Regions from separate parts of the Homo sapiens genome. Here region 1 is linked to region 2. Evidence: chromatin loops called from intact Hi-C (ENCODE). Cell type or tissue: GM12878. All regions are shown on one strand. Links, peaks and the distances in the headings refer to the core of each region. The heading gives the core; the rest is flanking DNA. Region 1 overlaps SHANK2 (SH3 and multiple ankyrin repeat domains 2). Region 2 has its middle 99 kb from the start of FGF3.

Region 1 (8,321 bases), core at 171-8,170, 550 kb after region 2:
GCAGAGATGACTACAGTTGGGCAATGGCAGGATGGCTTGCCTTCCAGGAGCACCGCGTCAGAGGGGCCGGCCCCCAGATGCAGGTGGCTGGTGAGGGGTCTCCACACTCTGTCCTGTGAACTGGGCCATTTCCGTGGTCCCTACCTCATGGGGGCCTAGGGCCTGGCTGCCAGGTCTTACCCAGTGGCTGTGAGCAGTGCCAGGGCCCCTCCTCTGGCTCTCAGACACATGCTTCATACTTGGAGCGGAGGTAGCAGCACATGTGGAGCAGGGTGACCAAGAAGCTTTGGCCACATCTCCCTGAGCACCCTGCAGGTTCTTGGATTATTGGCTGCATTGTTGCCTGAAACTACACAGTCTGAATTCCAGTGGACTCTTCTGGCTGGTAAATAGCCACACCGATAATAGTCTGTGAGCTGAGCAGGCACAGTGGGGAGTTCTGGATCTGAGTAGCTCCTCACTCCCTGGAGAGATGTGTGTGGCAGGACAGCCTGTGGCAGTGCTCTGCCTCCAGAACTTCTGCGGCCTGTTTGCGGGGGGGCCCCCGAGAAGATGGGGCTGCTGCCGCTCCCATCTGTCCGGAATCCCACAAACGCTCACTATTGCTGTGGCTATTCTGGTCCCACAGGCAGATGGCAGCCCTAATATGCTCACTACACCGCAGGCTCATCCTCTAGAAAGGCAGAGGCTGCTCAGGGAAGCTTCGCACTTAAAGCAAATGGAGCATGACAGCATTGAGACAAGAATTACACTGATGTACTTCTCACATCGTTTTTTTGTCGAAAGAAAAACACACATGTTGCCACTTTCACTTGTGAAAAATGGAAACAGTTTTCCTGCAATGAGTGGCCTCAATCACTAAAAATGAATTTGTGTATATTTATAACAAAACGTCGAAATGATTGATATTGATGGCTTCGTTAAGCATTACCAATGAGTACCACCGGGGGGCGGCACAGCACAAGGGGAGTAGGTCAGAGAGCCCAGGGCTCCTGTGGTTAAACTTTTCTCCTTTCCATGAAAATCCTCAAACACATTTTGTATTTTAATTAAATGAAAATACTGAAAATGATACAGTAGAGAGCACTTTTAATGGAAAATTAATTGATAACACAATCTTATTTCAATTTACTTTTTATTTTTAACTTAAACGACTGTGTATTTTCCACAGTCTTATGATGAGAAAGGCTCCAGAATCACGTGTAGGTGTCCTCAACATTTCATAGCTCGAACCGTCCTTTCTTTACGTTGTGCATTGATATGGGCTTCTCAGTTCAGAAAACAAGGCACTATAACTATTTTATCAGCTACATTAATACATTGAAGATATATTTATCCTTTCATGAAAGATACAGCATTTGAATACAATATGGTTTTATGCAGATCAGGTTCAAAACACCCAAGGCACACACTTTATTTTTTTTCCTTTTTTTTTTTCTTTTCTGTGTTTATTTGAAGGCTCGTATTAAAATTTCAAAATTGGCATGAACAAAGAGTTCCAGAGTGGAATCAATGGACAGGGATTGTTGTAATTTTGAACATAAAACGGTAAAGACTGTGGAATGTAGAACAAGTTACAGGAACGATAAACAAAATCACCAATACAGCATGGATTAGAAATCAAAGTGATGAGATCTGCGGAAGTCTGAGAAACAAGTTTGGAAATTCTCTGATTCCCCACAAAGCACGGGCAGTCCTGTCTGCATGCAGCTGCTGTGGTCACCCAGCCACTGTGGAATGTTCACCTACTTGCATGGGTTCATGGTTGTCTACAAATACAGAAACACATTCCAGTTCGCCAGTTATTAAAATGCCTCCAATTTCAAGTAAAAGAAAAAATCTTCCAATAATTTTCCTAGTAAGGTAAACGAATATATTCATCTAGGAAAAGTGGTCTGGAAGAAACCATTGGAAGCAAAGTCTAGGGGGGTGCCAAGGTTTGGGAGAAACTATTGGATGGTGAAGCGGGAGAGCTTGAGGGTGAACTACAAAAGATATGAGGACTGGAATTTTTCCTGAACGTGGAAGCATAGAGGCTGCTGCTCAACTGGGGAATGTGCCAAAGTAGAAGAAACTTTAGGAACTAAAGACAACAAGTTTTCACTGGTGAGGCCAAAGAAGAAGTTCAACGTTTAGGTTTAAAATATGCTTCCCTAAAGCGGAGGGATGGCCCATGTCTTCCTGGCTTAGTTCTTTGCCAATAGACACAAATTCTCTCTTGCTCCAAGCCTTAGCATGTGGTTTGCTTGTCAACCAGAGAGGCGGCCCAGTTCTGCCACTCCCTTGGCCTTATGGCTAGAAGACACCCTGCTGGGGTGTGGGGAGACTGGACCCTAAGGGAAGGGTCCGGATCTGGCTGGCCCTCCGCGGCACCGCTGCTTCCACCCAGAACAAAAGGAAAAGCCGAGCCTCAGCTCCACGCCTATAGCAGCGGTCACAGAAGCAGATTTTGACGTTTTGCATAATTCTGAAATAACATGCACGTATCCATTGATAAATTGAGAATAAGGAAATGGAACCAAGGCAGATTAGCTCAGTGACAGGAGCCTGTTTACTCGATGAGAGAGATTTTTCTGGTCAGTTTTAGAGAGGCAGAGCTGGCCACAATGCCTGAGATAATCTACATTAGATTGCAAGTCGGGCAGCTTTTTGTTTAATTCAGACAGTGTTCACTGTTTGTTTGCAATCAGAACCACAACCTTAGTGCAATAGTATATTTATTTTTTTACAGTAATTTTGGTTGCCATACAAGAGATTTAAGGATTGGGAGAAAGTGCAAATTACAGGAGCTTTTTTTTTTTTTTATAAAGTCTAAAAAGAATAAAAGCACAAAAGTAACAGCAACATAGATAATGCGAACACGTGTTGTTACACAAACTATAGTGTGAAACATATTAGTATTTAAAAAACAAAAAAAAATTGTTAATGGGAAAATCAATATTGTGGCCCACACACAAAAAGTCATTGCCAGATCAACTGGATAATGCTTGCTTGTTCAATAACTGAGAAAAAAATTTACCATTTTATTAACTAAAGTATCACAAATAATTCACTTTGTGATATGTAAAGTTCAGCAAATCAACAGTCACATTGAGTAATTTTTATATTATGTGAATTAACTTAAAATGTGCGCAGACACCCTGGAAAAGGTATCTTGGCAGGTATACATAATTTACATTTTGAGAGATTTGGGTTTTGTATACACAATATTACAGAAACTAGGCATGTAAATGCAGTTTATTTAAATTACAGTATGTAACAAAAGTTGATCTTAAAACCTGGAATAATATCAACATGATCTTTAGATGAGCAGTTTAACATTTGTTCCACCATTAAAGAGGGGCATGGAATAGGGCCTCGTCCTAACATGTCCCAAAGGGGGAGAACAGTGGGTGGTGATTTGAATGAGGAACTATTGCTTTCAGTACCAAAATAAGCAGATAGAGATAGAGACCGATTCATCTTGGCAACATGTGTTTATTTGTTGGTCAGTGCAGGTTCTGATAGGTCTATTACTTCTCTATAATAAGACAGTGTAAAAATAAACTATGTTATCAGCTCTTTAGTCTTGCAGCCAGCTTGCTTGTGGTTAGTGGCATGTGGCTTGGAGTATCTTTAAGAAAGGGAATAACATCTGGCCCTCACCAACTGGCTGCCAAAGTTCAACAAACCGAAGTCACGAGTTTCGACTGGTTATCGTCTGCCAGCGGTTTCCTTGACTCTCCTTTGAGCTAGTGTTTTGCCTGGCACTGAGCACAGAGGTAATACCAACTGTAGGCCCAGGGAAAGTGCCATGCCAAAGGAATGGACTCACGGAATTTTGCGGTATCATCAAATGGAAGACAAATTAATGGCCAAACCACCATTTTTACATTTTCTAAAATATGGGGCAGCCTCAGCAGGCCACCTGTAGTATCCTGTCTTGAAATTTATCTAGAGTAATGCTCATTCATCTCATGATGGAAAAACTGAAAGCACACGGAAGTAAAGCGCCTTAATATTCAATTGACTTCAAGTTGGATTGGATCATTTCAAATACAAAGATTGACCTGCAAAAGGTTTTGGAACAGAAGGTCCAAAAACTTGGTTCCAACATCAGGGGTGTGTGACTGGAAAAGCGCGTGTGTGTGGTGTGTGTTTTGTTTTTGTTTTTGGAGAAACTGCTGCATTATGAATTGTAACCACTTTGAAGAAATTGTCCTTCAATGACGAAGTTCTAGCAAAGATAGAAAATATAACACAGCTCTGCTGGTTCAGATGCATCCAAATAAGGTTGATTTAAAAAGGTCATACTTTTATAATTATTCCACAGAAATAGTATTATTAAATCACAAAAGTTTTTTTTTCTTTAACTTTCTAGCACTGAAGTGGCACAAAGGCTGCCTAGTAGACCAGCCACTTTTTTTTCTTAAAATATTGTGCTTATAAACTATCTGTACAACTATTTAAACTTGCAGTAAAGAAAGATTTTAAATTGCTAAATTTTATGTGTTCATTCTAGAGCTGTTCCAGACCTAATCAAGAAAAAAAGGAAAAAAAAAAAACAAAACCATGTTTTATAATTAGAGATGGGCTGAGCTAGTTCTGAAATAATAATAAAACCAAAAACCTGACATTCGAGTATCCTCCAAATGGGGGAGAATGTGCTGGAAGCCTGACTGTGTGTTTTGCGGCCCATGTGCATCTGGTGACCTCTTTTGGAAATTCGAGGTATTGTTATGGGGTGGAGGGACTCCGGGGAAAGAAAGGGGCGGGGCTCAAGAAAGCCTTGCCAGAGAGGCTGACCTGGCAGCCCAGGAGACCTCCCTGCTTTCCTCTCCTCACGCCTCTGCTTTCACTCTGATCCTGCCGCCCACCTTCTGTTCTCAACCCTGGGTTCTGTCTATACTCCATACCCACTGGGTCCTCAAAGAAGCTGTTGTACTGTTAAGACAAGCTGGTGGGATTCCTAGACACCCAGAGCGATAGGGGAAAAGCCTCTAAGTACCATCTTCCCTGGCCTCCGAGAGCAAAAGGACTGTCTCAGCAGAGATGCTCACCCTTGGCTGGGCACAGAACTGAGGATGCTGTGCCCGCCCAGCTCCCAGAGGAGACGCTGTCTCACTGGCAGCCGCATGTGCCCGCCATGAGCCATGCGTCTTCTTGTCCTTCATGTCAAAGTGGATGCTCACCTGCTCTGATCTTTGCAGAGCTCAAGACATCTTCAATTAAAAAGAATTCTGAGAGGCAGAGAAGCCCTTATTCTCCATCCTGGATGGGTGCTCATGGCAGACAACTGCTCTTGTCCTGGAGACCTGGAGCTTGGGCAGTTGCACGCTGGCTGGCTCCCTTGGCCAGGTCTCCCCTCCATTGTGGAATCGTGACTTTGTGCTTTGACTAACTCCATGTGACATCTGCTTGGCCACCTTGGAATTATGCTAACAGATTTGCAGAAATAAAGAAAGCTAAGCAAAGCTGGGCACGATCCCATCCAAACTCCCAGCACTGCCAGGAACCTCATGGCCAAAGAGCCATGGATGCAAACCACAGGAGGAGATGGGGAAAAGAATCTGTGTAGGAAAAAGTTTCTCTGCCTTTCAGGCCCATGATGGGGCACTGGACAAATGCATCTGGGAGCATCTCACTGCAAGCCAAGTGCAGGAGAAAGAGGGGCAGGTGAGCATCAGGTGTCCTCTGAGAGGCCACAGGACTGAGGAAAGGCCTCATGCCGGGGCCTGGGGTGGTGAGAGCTGCCCGGAAAGCAGAGGACGGAGGTCTCAGGAGGTATCTAGAGTGCACTGGTGTCTGCCTACAAGAGCTAGGATCCCGTGCAAAATTGACGGGGAGCCTCTCGGACCCGGCAAAGCGAGGCCACCTGCATGCTGGGCGGCAGGCTGAGAATCTTTTTCCATGTTAGAAAAACTCCCTCCCCTTGTCCCATGTGTGATAGAAACTGCCCAAGACACCCACATGGTGAGCCAGGGGTCTGAAGACCCAGCCATGTTGTGGACACAACTCAGTATTTCTTTGGGTACCAGGAGACAAACCCATGGAGTGGGGTTGATGCTCACAGACTTCGCTTGGCATTCAGATGTTTCAGCACGAGCCCATCTCTACTTATAACAAGAGCAGTCTGCGAGGTGGAGAGCAGCCGTCCTTATCTGTCCAGCAGCTGTTTCAAAGCCCTTTCTATGTTCATTCTGTGCCCGACTCGAGTTACCCCAAGATCGATGAGGTCCTCCTTCTGCAGGTTTGGTAAGTGACTGCCATCGATCTCATTGTCCATGAAGGCCTCTTTATGTTCACCCAAGTTTAGACTTTCCAGCCAATCGGCCACATCTGGTTTAGTCCACAGGTGGACAGGTTTAGTTGTAAAAGGCTTATTTGAGATTGGCTGTTGCAGTATCGAGGGGGATGGCGACCTACTGCGTCCCGCTGGGTTCAAGCCAAATAGATCCCCAGAAGGGGGCTGGCTTGGAAGGCTAAAGACATCTGAGAGAGCGGGAGAAGGAGAGGCGGTGGCAGCAGACAGGGGGGCGGGCAGGGTCTCTTTGTTCATCTCTGTTGGCGAGACCACAGGGCTTGGGGCACGTCTTGTTCCTGAGGTCCTGCTTTCATAGTCGGGGGGCCGGCTCTGCAGGGTGATGGGCTGGGAGGTGCCGGGGCGAACAGTGAAGGTGACCGTCGTGCTCCGTGTACCTGAGATGGTGCTCATGATCTCCGGGCTTCTGAAACAGCAACACAGAGAAAACCATCACAAGGCAGGTCACCGAGTCAGGGCAGCTGGCTGCAGATCACCCAGGAAGGCGAGGGAGACGCCCAAACCATGCCAGAGTGTCTAGTGGCAGATCCACTGGCAGTGAACGAATGATTTGCCATGCCAGGGTGGGGGAGGGGGAGAAAGGGGCCAGAGCAAAGTTGGAGACACCAGAGCACACCACGTCAGCCCACTCACCTGAACTGGGACAGAGGGGCTGGGGGACCTGCCTGTGCTGGGGGGAGCACACCACGTCAGCCCACTCACCTGAACTGGGACAGAGGGGCTGGGGGACCTGCCTGTGCTGGGGGGCAGGGCCGGGGGACCCTCGGGAGGGTGGCCACTGAGGCATTTGGAAGGGGTCCCTTGAAGAGGGCACGGAGACAGGGACAGAGTGGGGTCCTGTCACCTGGGTAGAACGTGCCAGGCAACATCTCCAGCGCCTCAGCTTCAGCAGGTGGGAAGGAGCACACCTGGAGGACAGGCCCCTCAGCCGCCTGGCAGCCTTAGGCTTTTTGGGTAAATGGACAAGAGCAGGGCAGGATCCTTCCCAGGTGGCCCCTTTCAGTAACTGGAACCCCTGTAGCTACGCAGGGCACTCAGGGGTTGAGATCACCCGGAAACCCAGACAGCAGGGCGTGGCTTGTGTGGCCAGTGTGGGCTGCGCTCACCTTCCTGAGGCAGCACTGTCCAGCGCCCACCCAGTGGACAGTTTTGTTGCAGAAGGAGCTGGGGTACCCTGTGTTATTTTTAGCCCCTTTCATGTGAGAGGCTCACTGGTAGGACACACGGGCCTTACTGAAAAGCAGAACGCGTGAGGAGCCCTGTCTTCCCCAGGGTGGCCATGGGCGTCCCCGAGGGTCCCCTGTGCCTTGCCGCTCTGGCTGGGCAGGCAAAGCCCTCAGAGCTCAAGTCAGGGAGGACGACCCTTCTAGCTCCAACCTTTACTGGCCCCAGGGTGGTGGCCAGATGACTCCCACAGGCAGGAGGTCCCATCTCAGTGCCAGAGAAGTCCAAGTCCTCACGCTTACCCACGTGGAGGTGGCCTTTCACACACCACTCCCTCACGGGCTCTGGCCAAGGCCTGTGGCAGGCACTCTCCACACCAAGAGAACTGCCACTCTGGGCCCTAGTGCATGTTTTGCTGTCCCCACACTGAAAGCCCATTCATCCTATTGTCCCTAGGAAAGCCACAGCCACTGGGGAGGGGAGGAGAGGTGTGGGTCTCTTGCCTTTTGGGCCCATTCACGTGGATATGAACGGCCCACCCACCGCTTCTGAAAAGATCCATCCTACCACGGCTCTCTCTTCAAGACCTGGACTTGAGAGATGTCTGCTGGAGCCCTGGCTCTGTCAGATGCCAGCTTGGGTGCACTTTTCTCCTGTCTCCACATCTTCCCACATGAAGTGGGCTCCTCTCCCTCCTATGTGGTGGGTTACCCTGGGTGGAGGGGCTCTGGAGAGCATGAGGAGTGCACTGGTGTGACATCGTGACCGTGAATGGTGGTGGGCTGCAGTGTCTCAGTGAAAGGGTCATGGGCAAGAGGGGGAGAGCTGCAAACAGTAGAGATGCTGCCGTGTGGGG
Region 2 (8,321 bases), core at 9-8,008:
AGAGGCCAGGGCCTTCACCGACAGCGCAGCACCTCCAGTTTCCGCGGCACCTCCACGGCCCTCTCGCCTAAGCCTCTCCACCCCTGTGTGGGGGGCTTGCTGTGGTTCTGCTTTACAGGGGGAGAAACTGAGGGCCCAGAAGGTCAGGCTGCGGCTGAAGGTGCAAGGACTCAAAGGCTGACTCCGGGGTGGGGACGGGTTTGGAATTTCCTGTTCCTCCTCACCTTTGAGAGGTGTCCTGGCTGGGCTGTGCCAGGCTGGGAAGTGTCTCCGGAGGCTCCACACCCACCCACACCTGGTATTTTTGTTCCCAGGTGGGTCTGATGCCAGGAGGATGTGGTTAAGCTCGAGGCCCTGCTGTCTCCTTCCATGCCCGGGGTCAATGGATCCTTATCTGGCAAGATCTTATCTGTGTGTCCTTGACAGACTCTGGAGCAGGCTCCTGGAGGTACCAGGAGGCCCAGGTGGGTAATCACGGGTGCCAAGAAGTGGCCTGTGGGGGGGGGGCCCTCCATCTTGGGACCCAACCCGGGACCCCCCTGCCCCCGAGACTGCTTCTCAACCATGACTTCCCCTTGCCCTGCTCCTTGCTGCCTGCTGGGAGGCACAGGCAGTGTACTAGGAAGCCCAAAAGAGAAGCCCAAAGCAGAACAGGGCATCCTCCAGGGCCCAAGGGGAGAGGCTTTGGACCTCACTTACACAAACTGGGTGGGAGCTTCCTAGCAGCCAAAGCAAAGAGGAAAGAAGTTGAAGGAAGGTGGAGGTGGTGTAAGAGGTTGGTCTGAGGCATGGACCCCAGGATGCTCCCCAGAAGTTGTCTGAGTCATCCTTTGGACATAGCAGGACTCAGTACATTCATTGAACAAACAAGGCACTAGACACTCATTGCTATATTTTTAAGGCCCCTCGTTGAAGTGAATCACAGCCTCGTTCCCAGTCTCCTGGGCTTTCACCCTGCCCCACGGACGGGATGCTGGCTCTTCCCTGTCGCCCCGCATTGTGACTGGCTGTGTTCCACATGGTGCAAACTTATTCCCAATTGACCCGTGGGGTCTGCTGGAGCCCTAGGGCTGACCACAGGGGCTGCAGGGCATGGTTGCCCTGGGAGCCCTGCAGCTCAGGTCCACTTAGCACTTTCTGGAAAAGCAACCGCCTCTAGGGGGCAGCACAGTGTCACCGGGAAAAGCCGGACGTGGCTTCGGGGACCTGGGCTTGGATCCAGGATCCAGCCCCTGCCGCTTCAGCAGTGGAGTGATGGGGGCCAAGTCACTTCCGCCCCAAGCCTCAGTGTCTCCCTGCACCCCTCCACCCCCTATAGAGTGGGACTAAGAGTGTTCTGAGCCAGGCTTCCAGTGAGGTGGGGGTGGGGAGGGCAGGACAGACGGGTCAGTGTCCTCGCTCCTGGCCCCTTTTCACCTCTGATGTTGAAGTTAAACATTCAACAAATTATGAGAAAATAAAGCAACAGTTTAAAAATAGGAGAAAACGTATCCCAAAAGAATGTTCTATGATTTCCGGCTGGGTCACTCTTGGCAGGCTCCAGCAGGGAGGAGCAGGGCAGGGCCGGGGCATGGCTCAGGGAATGGGGGAGCGCTCTCCCTAAGACCCCAGCCCCAGCCTCCGCCTTGTCCTCAGGCAGCCAGGAGCAGGCACAGCTGCCTCGCTTCCCCTGGGAGAACGCTGGCTCCTTCAACTTCCCCCCGAAAGGCATCCAGAGGCCTCCAGCTGGCCCCCTCCCCTCTTTCCCCCAGCTTTGGGGTCTGGGCAGAGTGAGGCTGGAGTCCACCTTCCGGGCATTGGGAGTACAGGAAACAGTCCCAAGGGACCTCTTTCACTGAGAAGGCACAGAATCCCTTCCTAGAACGGGATATGTGTTTGTTTCCAACGGCTGCTGCAATCAATGCCTGCAAACTTACAGGCTGGAAATGGCACAAGTGGATTCTCCTGACAGTTCTGGAAGTCAGAAATGCCGCTCATCAGCCGGGCATGGTGGCTCACACCTGTAATCCTTGCACTTTGGGAGGCCGAGGCAGGCAGGTCACTTGAGGTCAGGAGCTCAAGACCAGCCTGGCAAACATGGCAAAACCTCATCTCAGCCAGGTGCAGTGGCTCACGCCTGTAATCCCACCACTTTGGGAGGCCAAGGCAGGTGGATCACGAGGTCAAGAGTTCAAGACCAGCCTGGCCAACATGGTGAAACCCGTCTCTACTAAAAATACAAAAAATTGGCTGGGCATGGTGGCTGGCACCTGTAATCCCAGCTGCTCAGGAGGCTGAGGCAGGAGAATCACTTGAACCTGGTAGGCAGAGATTGCAGTGAGCTGAGATTACACCACAGCACCCCAGCCCTGGTGACAGAGCAAGACTCTGTCTCAAAAAAAGAAAAAGAAAAAAAAGAAGAAAAAAGGAATGCCACTAGTCTAGAATCAAGGTGTCTGCAGGGCTACATTTCTCCTGGAGAGTCTAGGAGAACCCAAGCCTTGTCTTTTCCAGCTTCCAGAGGCAGCTTGTGCTCCTTGGCTTGTGGCCCCTTCCTCCATCTTCAAAGTCAGCAGCACTGCCCCTCCTGGGAAGATTTTCCTCTCTCTCCCTCTCCCTCTCTCCCTCTCTTCTATCTCTCCCTCTCTCCCCTCCCTCTCTCTCTCTCTCTCCTTCTCTCCTCTCCCTCTCTCTCCTGAGCCATGCCCTGGCCCTGCCCTGCTCCGCCCTGCCTCTCTCCCTCTCTCTTCACTCTCTCCCTCTCTCTTTTTCTCTCTCCCTCTCTTCTCTCTCTCTCCTCTCCCTCTCTCCTCTCTCTCTCCTCTCCCTCTCTCCCTCCCTCTCCTCTTTCTCCTCTCCCTCTCTCTCTCCCTCTCTTCTCTCTCTCTCCCTCTCCCCTCCCTCTCTCTCTCTCCCTCTCTTCTCTTCTCCCCCGCTTCTCTCTCTCTCCCCCTCTCCCCTCCTCTCTTTCTCTCTCTTCTCTTCTCTCTCCCACTCTCTTCTCCCTCCTCTCTCTCCCTTTCTCCTCTCTATTTCTCTCTCTCTCCCTCTCTCCTCTCCCTCTCTCTCCCTCTCTCCTCTCTCTCTCTCTCCCTCTCTCCTCTCTCTCTCCCTCTCTGGCCCCCTCCCCTTCTCTCTTCTCTTCTCTCTCCCTCTCTCCTCTCTCTCTCCGTTTCCCTCTCTCTCTCCCCCGTCTCTCCCTCTCTTCTCTCTCTCCCTCTCTCCTCTCCCTCTCTCCTCTCACTCTCTCCCTCTCTCTCCTCTCTTCTCTCTCTCCCTCTCTCTCTTCTCTGCCTCTCTTCTCTATCTCCCTCTCTCTGTTTTCTCTTTCTCCCTCTCTCCTCTTTCTCTCTCTCCCTCTCTCTCTCTCCCTCTCTCCTCTCTCTCTCCCTCTCTCCTCTCTCTCTCCCTCTCTCTCTTCCCCCTCTCTTCTCTCTCTCCCTCTCTCCTCTATCCCTCTCTCTCCCTCTCTCCTCTATCCCTCTCTCTCCCTCTCTCCTCTATCCCTCTCTCTCCCTCTCTCCCCCTTCTCTTCTCTCTCTCTCCCTCTCTCCTCTATTCCTCTCTTTCTCCCCCCCCCCCCCGCTTCTTCTTGTCACATCTTTTCTGTGACTCCCTCCTGCCTCCCTCTTACAGGAAGCTGGAGGTTACCCACGACCGTCTGGGATCATCTCCACCTCAGAATCCTTGCTCCGTGACATCGGTAGAATGTCTTTGGCCACGGAAGGGAACATGTTCATAGGTCCTGGGCACTAAGATGTGGGGGATTCCATTACTGGTGGGGGGTTCCATTATTTGGTTGACCACCGACCTGGTACACAGTGGGTGCCCCTGGGATTTGTTGTAGCAGGGAGCACTGGCTGCAGCAGGAGCCTGACCCTCGCGGGAGCGTCTAGCCAGCCTTGGTGCCAGGTAGGCCGTGGCATTTAGCTCTCCGGCCCAGAGCCTCAGCAAGGCCACGGCGCTCGGCCAGAGGAACACAGCCACCCAGCGGAGAGCCAAGACTCAGCCCAGACGTCCCAGACGCCAGGCCCTTTCCTGGGTGCCCTCAGCACGCCCCACCCCCACCCCGTGAGGACGTCTGCCCGGGCTCCGGATGCCCCAGGGCCTTGGACCACCAGGGACTGTGCCTTAGGGGCAGGGTGACCCTGCGGTGCTGGGCGTTTGACACGGCCTTTCCCCCTGGAAGCCTCTGTCGCCCTCGATACAATGTGAAGAGTTGGGCTGTAGGGTCAGGCGGAGAGATTGGGGTTCACATCTGGATTCTGGCATCCACGGGCAGAGCGACCAGGACCAGTCTGAGAAACGGGGTCCTCACTCTAAACGTCCGGACGGCCCCTGCCTTAGAGGGAGTGGGGGATGAAATGTAGCAATGTCCCCTGCACATGGAGAAGCCTCCTCAGGCGAGGCCGGGGGATCAGGCAGCTCGCGCCCGGAAGGCTTCGCATATAATGCACCGTCTATTTCAGCTCGCCGGGGTCTTGCTGCAAAGTTGCGCAACAGAAAATGTGAGAGACGCGGCAGTCACTCCACTAAGCGGGACAGGGCCAGGCCCGCCGCCAGGGGGCAGCATCGCCTCTCCCGGCCGAGCCTTCCTGGGAGTCCCGCGGGGGCTGCTCCCCAAAGGACAGAGCTCCGGGTTCATGGGGAACGGGGTGCCGAGAAAGCCTGCCTGGCCCTCCCAGGCCCCACTTCCTTGTTCTTACAAACCTAAGGAAGAGTGGGCTCCTGGGATTAACTCGGCGTCACGAAACCCTGGCCCTGAGGGACGGACCTCTCAGCCTGGGTCAGGCCAAGGACATCTGAGTGGCCCCACCGCGAACTCCTGTGAGCCCCTGGAGCGAGCAGTGGCCTCGAGTCTGTGCCCACCTCCTTTCACGCCCCTCTTCCCTGGCTGGCCATCTTGGCATCCCTCCTCCCCTGCCACTCTATCTTGGCCTCCTGGGCCGGCTCCCACCCCCCGGTTCCCATGCTTCCTCCCCGCAGAGAGGGACCCAGAGGTGCCACCACCTTGGGGTGACCAAGTCCCAGTGCTATGTTCGGCCCCAGGGCTCCTTCACTTCACTCACAGGCGCCTTTCCCTGCAGCTCACACAGGCACAAAGTAACACACGTGCCCGCACACTCGTGTATACACGCACACAGGCACACACTACTGCTCACATGCACATAAGTGCAATGTGTCCTCACATGAACATGAGTGCAATGGGAACACTCTTACACACCAGTTCACAGACACCCACATGCACACACTCCACCACACATGCATACACACAGACAGGTACACACTCCTCCAGGGCTCTTGGGAATAGTCCTCTGTTTTGTCACCAAGCTCCCAGGAAAGCTGCCCCTCCCTGCTGGCTCCAGGGCCTGTCACCAGCCATCCAGCTCTTGCCTGGAGTGAGTCCTCCCTCCTCAGGGTGAGTCCTTCCTCCTTGGGGTGAGTTCCCCTCCTGGGGTGAGTCCTCCTTCCTGAGGTAAGTCCTCCCTTCTCAGGGTGAGTCCTCTCTCCTCAGGGTGAGTTTCCCTCCTGGGGTTAGTCCTCCTGCCTCTGAGTGAGTTCCCCCTCCTCAGGGTGAGTCCTCCTCAGGGTGAGTTCCCCCTCCTTGGGTGAATGCTCCCTTCTCACGGTGAGTTCCCCTCCTAGAGTGAGTCCTGCCTCCTCTGGGTGAGTCCCCCTCCTGGGATGCGTCCTCCCTCCTGAGGTAAGTCCATCCTTCTCAGGGTGAGTCCTCCTCAGGGTGAGTTCCCCCTCCTAGGGTGACCCCTCCTTCCTCAACCCGGAGTTCCCCTCCTGGGGTGAGTCCTCTCACCTCTGGGTGAGTTCCCCCTCCTCAGGGTGAGTTCCCCTCCTGAGGTGAGTCCTCCCTTCTCTGGGTGAGTTCCCCTCCTGAGGTGAGTCCTGCCTCCTCAGGGTGAGTTCCCCTCCTGGGTGAGTGCCCCCCCCTCTAGATGAGTTCCCCCTCCTCTGGGTGAGTCCCCCTCCTTAGGGTGAGTTCCCCTCCTGAGGTGAGTTTCCCTCCTGGGGTAAGCCCTCCCGCTTCTGGGTGAGTCCTCCCTTTTCAGGCTGAGTCCTCCCTCCTGGGGTGAGTCCTCCCTCAGGTCCACCTCCTCTCCCCAGCCGGCTTCCATGGGGCTTCTTCAGTGGTTCCAGCTGGCGTGTGCCAGTCCCCCAGGAGGTCCAGGTCCTTTCTCGACATTTTCCTCAGCTGCTGGGGCTGCAGGGGATGCACCAGCTGCATGGACGGGGTGGCATTGCCTGATCCCACCTCCCACAAACGTCTGTGCACCTGCCCCTGCCCCAGTGCTGCAGCCTCAGTGTAGATGTGGCCACACAGGGCCTGCAACCACTGAGCTCCGAAGCCCCAACCTGCAGCCATGGGGCGGGGGGACATGAATTCGAAGCCCTGTGGCATCAATAGGGTAATGTGGCGGGTACCAGGTGGGGTCCTCCTGCTGCCCCAGGAGCGGGGCCCACCGCGGCCTGCAGCAGCCACAGGTGCAGGAGGGTGGGGGAGGCTGTCAGAGGCTATCAGTGCCCAAGCTGCCTTCTGCTTGGGGACAGCCCTCAGATGAGTCCCTGGGAGCCCGGTGCTCCTCAGCGAGGGCCTGGGCTGGGGTTTGGGGCTGCTCCCTGGCTCTGCCCATCAGCAGCATGACACAGGCAGGCCGGGCCACTCAGGGCTCCAGACTTCTCAAGGTGCAGTGTGGCAGGACAGCCTCCCTGAGGGTGTTCTGAGGACTCGGAGCTGCCTCTGAAGTTCCTACTCACTGTTCACTCCAATACATGAGGTTAGGGTCAGGTCGGGTAATCAGTGAGACACCAACCCCCTGCCACCCCTAGGAAGGTGGGGAGGGCCAAGTCCTGGCTGCTCATGGCATCCTGGCTTTTCAGGAGCCCTTCGGTCAAAAATAAAATGATCTGCTTGCCCTACAAGAAATAAAGCTGGGGTGACCCAGAGAGGCTGGGCTCAGCCTGGGAAAGGGGGTGTCCCAAGAGAAGGAGGAGGGTAAAGGGCTGTGGCCTCTCCGGAGGGGGCCACCGGGAGTCACCGAGAGGCAGCAGGACCAAGGGGGAGGCTCTGGGCATCCTGCCGAGAGCACCACAGGTTAAAAAACCCTACCCAAGGCCTTTGATCCCCTGCTGGGGAGAGATTGGATGTCCCTTGAACCCCAGGAGGAACCAGACCTCGGGCTGGATTTTATTCTGTGGAGACAAGTGAAGCTTCGTGACATCCACGGCGTGAGTCCTGGGGAGTGGAGCTGTCCAGCCTGTGGCTCTGGGCCTGCGTCACGCCACTTGTGGGTGGGCCTGTGTCACGCAGCTCACGGGACAGAGCCAGGACACCCCGAGGAAGGCTGGGGCAGGACAGCCAGGCCCCCATGCTCTCGCTGGCTTCACAGTCCAACTGGGAGACAAGAAAAATGAAAATCAAGGTTCAGGGCTGGCGGCACGAGGACCCTGGGGCTCCCTGGTGGCTGGATTTCAGCTATGGGAGGAAGAGACAGTGCGTTTCTGGGTAGTGAGGGGCCCAGCACAGACAAGGCCTGGAGGCTGGAAAGTTCGGGGTGTGCCCCGGGACTGGGGAGCAGGCAGGGATGGTGTGAAGTGGGTGTTGGCATCTCTACACCCGCCCAGGGCAGGACTCGGCTTGAGCCACGCCTTCTGGATCATGGGGTGCGGAAAGTGGGGCCCTGCTGTCTGCGGGGTCGGCGTGGGGTATGTGCCTTTAGGAGAAGATGGGAAAGTGACTCATGATGGGTGGCTCCGCAGCTGCCCCTTCCAGGGACTCAGGCACCTCCCGCTGTCACCATACCCCTCCCCACTTTCTCTACGTGGCTAAGGAGTGGGGATCTCAGGCCAGCGGGGGGAGCCCAGGGCACAGCTCCAGCAGGGCTGGCCCCTCAGAGCTTCCAGGCTGCAGCAGGCAGGGGTTGGAAGAGGTGAGAAGGAGCAGGGCAGTGAGTGTCCCAGGAAGCCCATTCCCGGAACAGCGTCCTTGGGTTGGTTCTGGGAACTGGGGACACCAGGAAGGCCCAGGGGAGTGGGGCTGCTGGGAATGGCCTGGGGGAGGCCACGAGGTGGGTCAGGGGTGGAGCTGGGTGTTCTGGGCGGGCCTTTGAAGCCCACTGGCCTTCAATGCCGGGCAAGCGGGAAGGAAACCCACAGGAGCTAGGGTTCCTCCAGCTGGGACCCAGCTCCCCTTGCCCCACACTAGCAAGTGCTGAGGAGGACGGAGGTCCTGGGGGTGCTCTGTGGGAATTTAGGCTGGGCAGGTGTTACAGGCTGAATTTCACCCACCCAAGCCCCATGTTCATATGCTGAAGTCCTAACGCCAGGAC

What was found. A loop is a pair of places that touch in the nucleus more often than their neighbours do. Peaks named below come from ENCODE experiments on the same cell type or tissue, not always from the same donor. Only the 100,000 strongest peaks of a DNase experiment are listed, where the experiment ranks them.
Region 1: it touches region 2 in a loop (13-fold over the local background); 6 of 110 quality-filtered maps call a loop at or near these places.

Annotation. Positions count from the first base shown.
Region 1 is chr11:70,466,733-70,475,053 of GRCh38, forward strand. It overlaps SHANK2 (SH3 and multiple ankyrin repeat domains 2), which reads right to left. Exons shown (of 26, transcript NM_012309.5): 26 at 1,122-6,707. The coding sequence ends at 6,137. Among named protein-coding and RNA genes, the nearest start is that of CTTN, 72 kb to the left of the region's middle. RefSeq lists an enhancer at 3,508-3,717. In GM12878, for the core only: CTCF peaks have their summits at 951 (motif pointing right) and 4,693 (motif pointing left); DNase peaks (open chromatin) are centred at 799, 3,569 and 4,686.
Region 2 is chr11:69,914,470-69,922,790 of GRCh38, forward strand. No RefSeq gene overlaps it. Among named protein-coding and RNA genes, the nearest start is that of FGF3, 99 kb to the left of the region's middle. In GM12878, for the core only: CTCF peaks have their summits at 1,162 (motif pointing right) and 4,540 (motif pointing right); no DNase peak of the experiment used is centred there.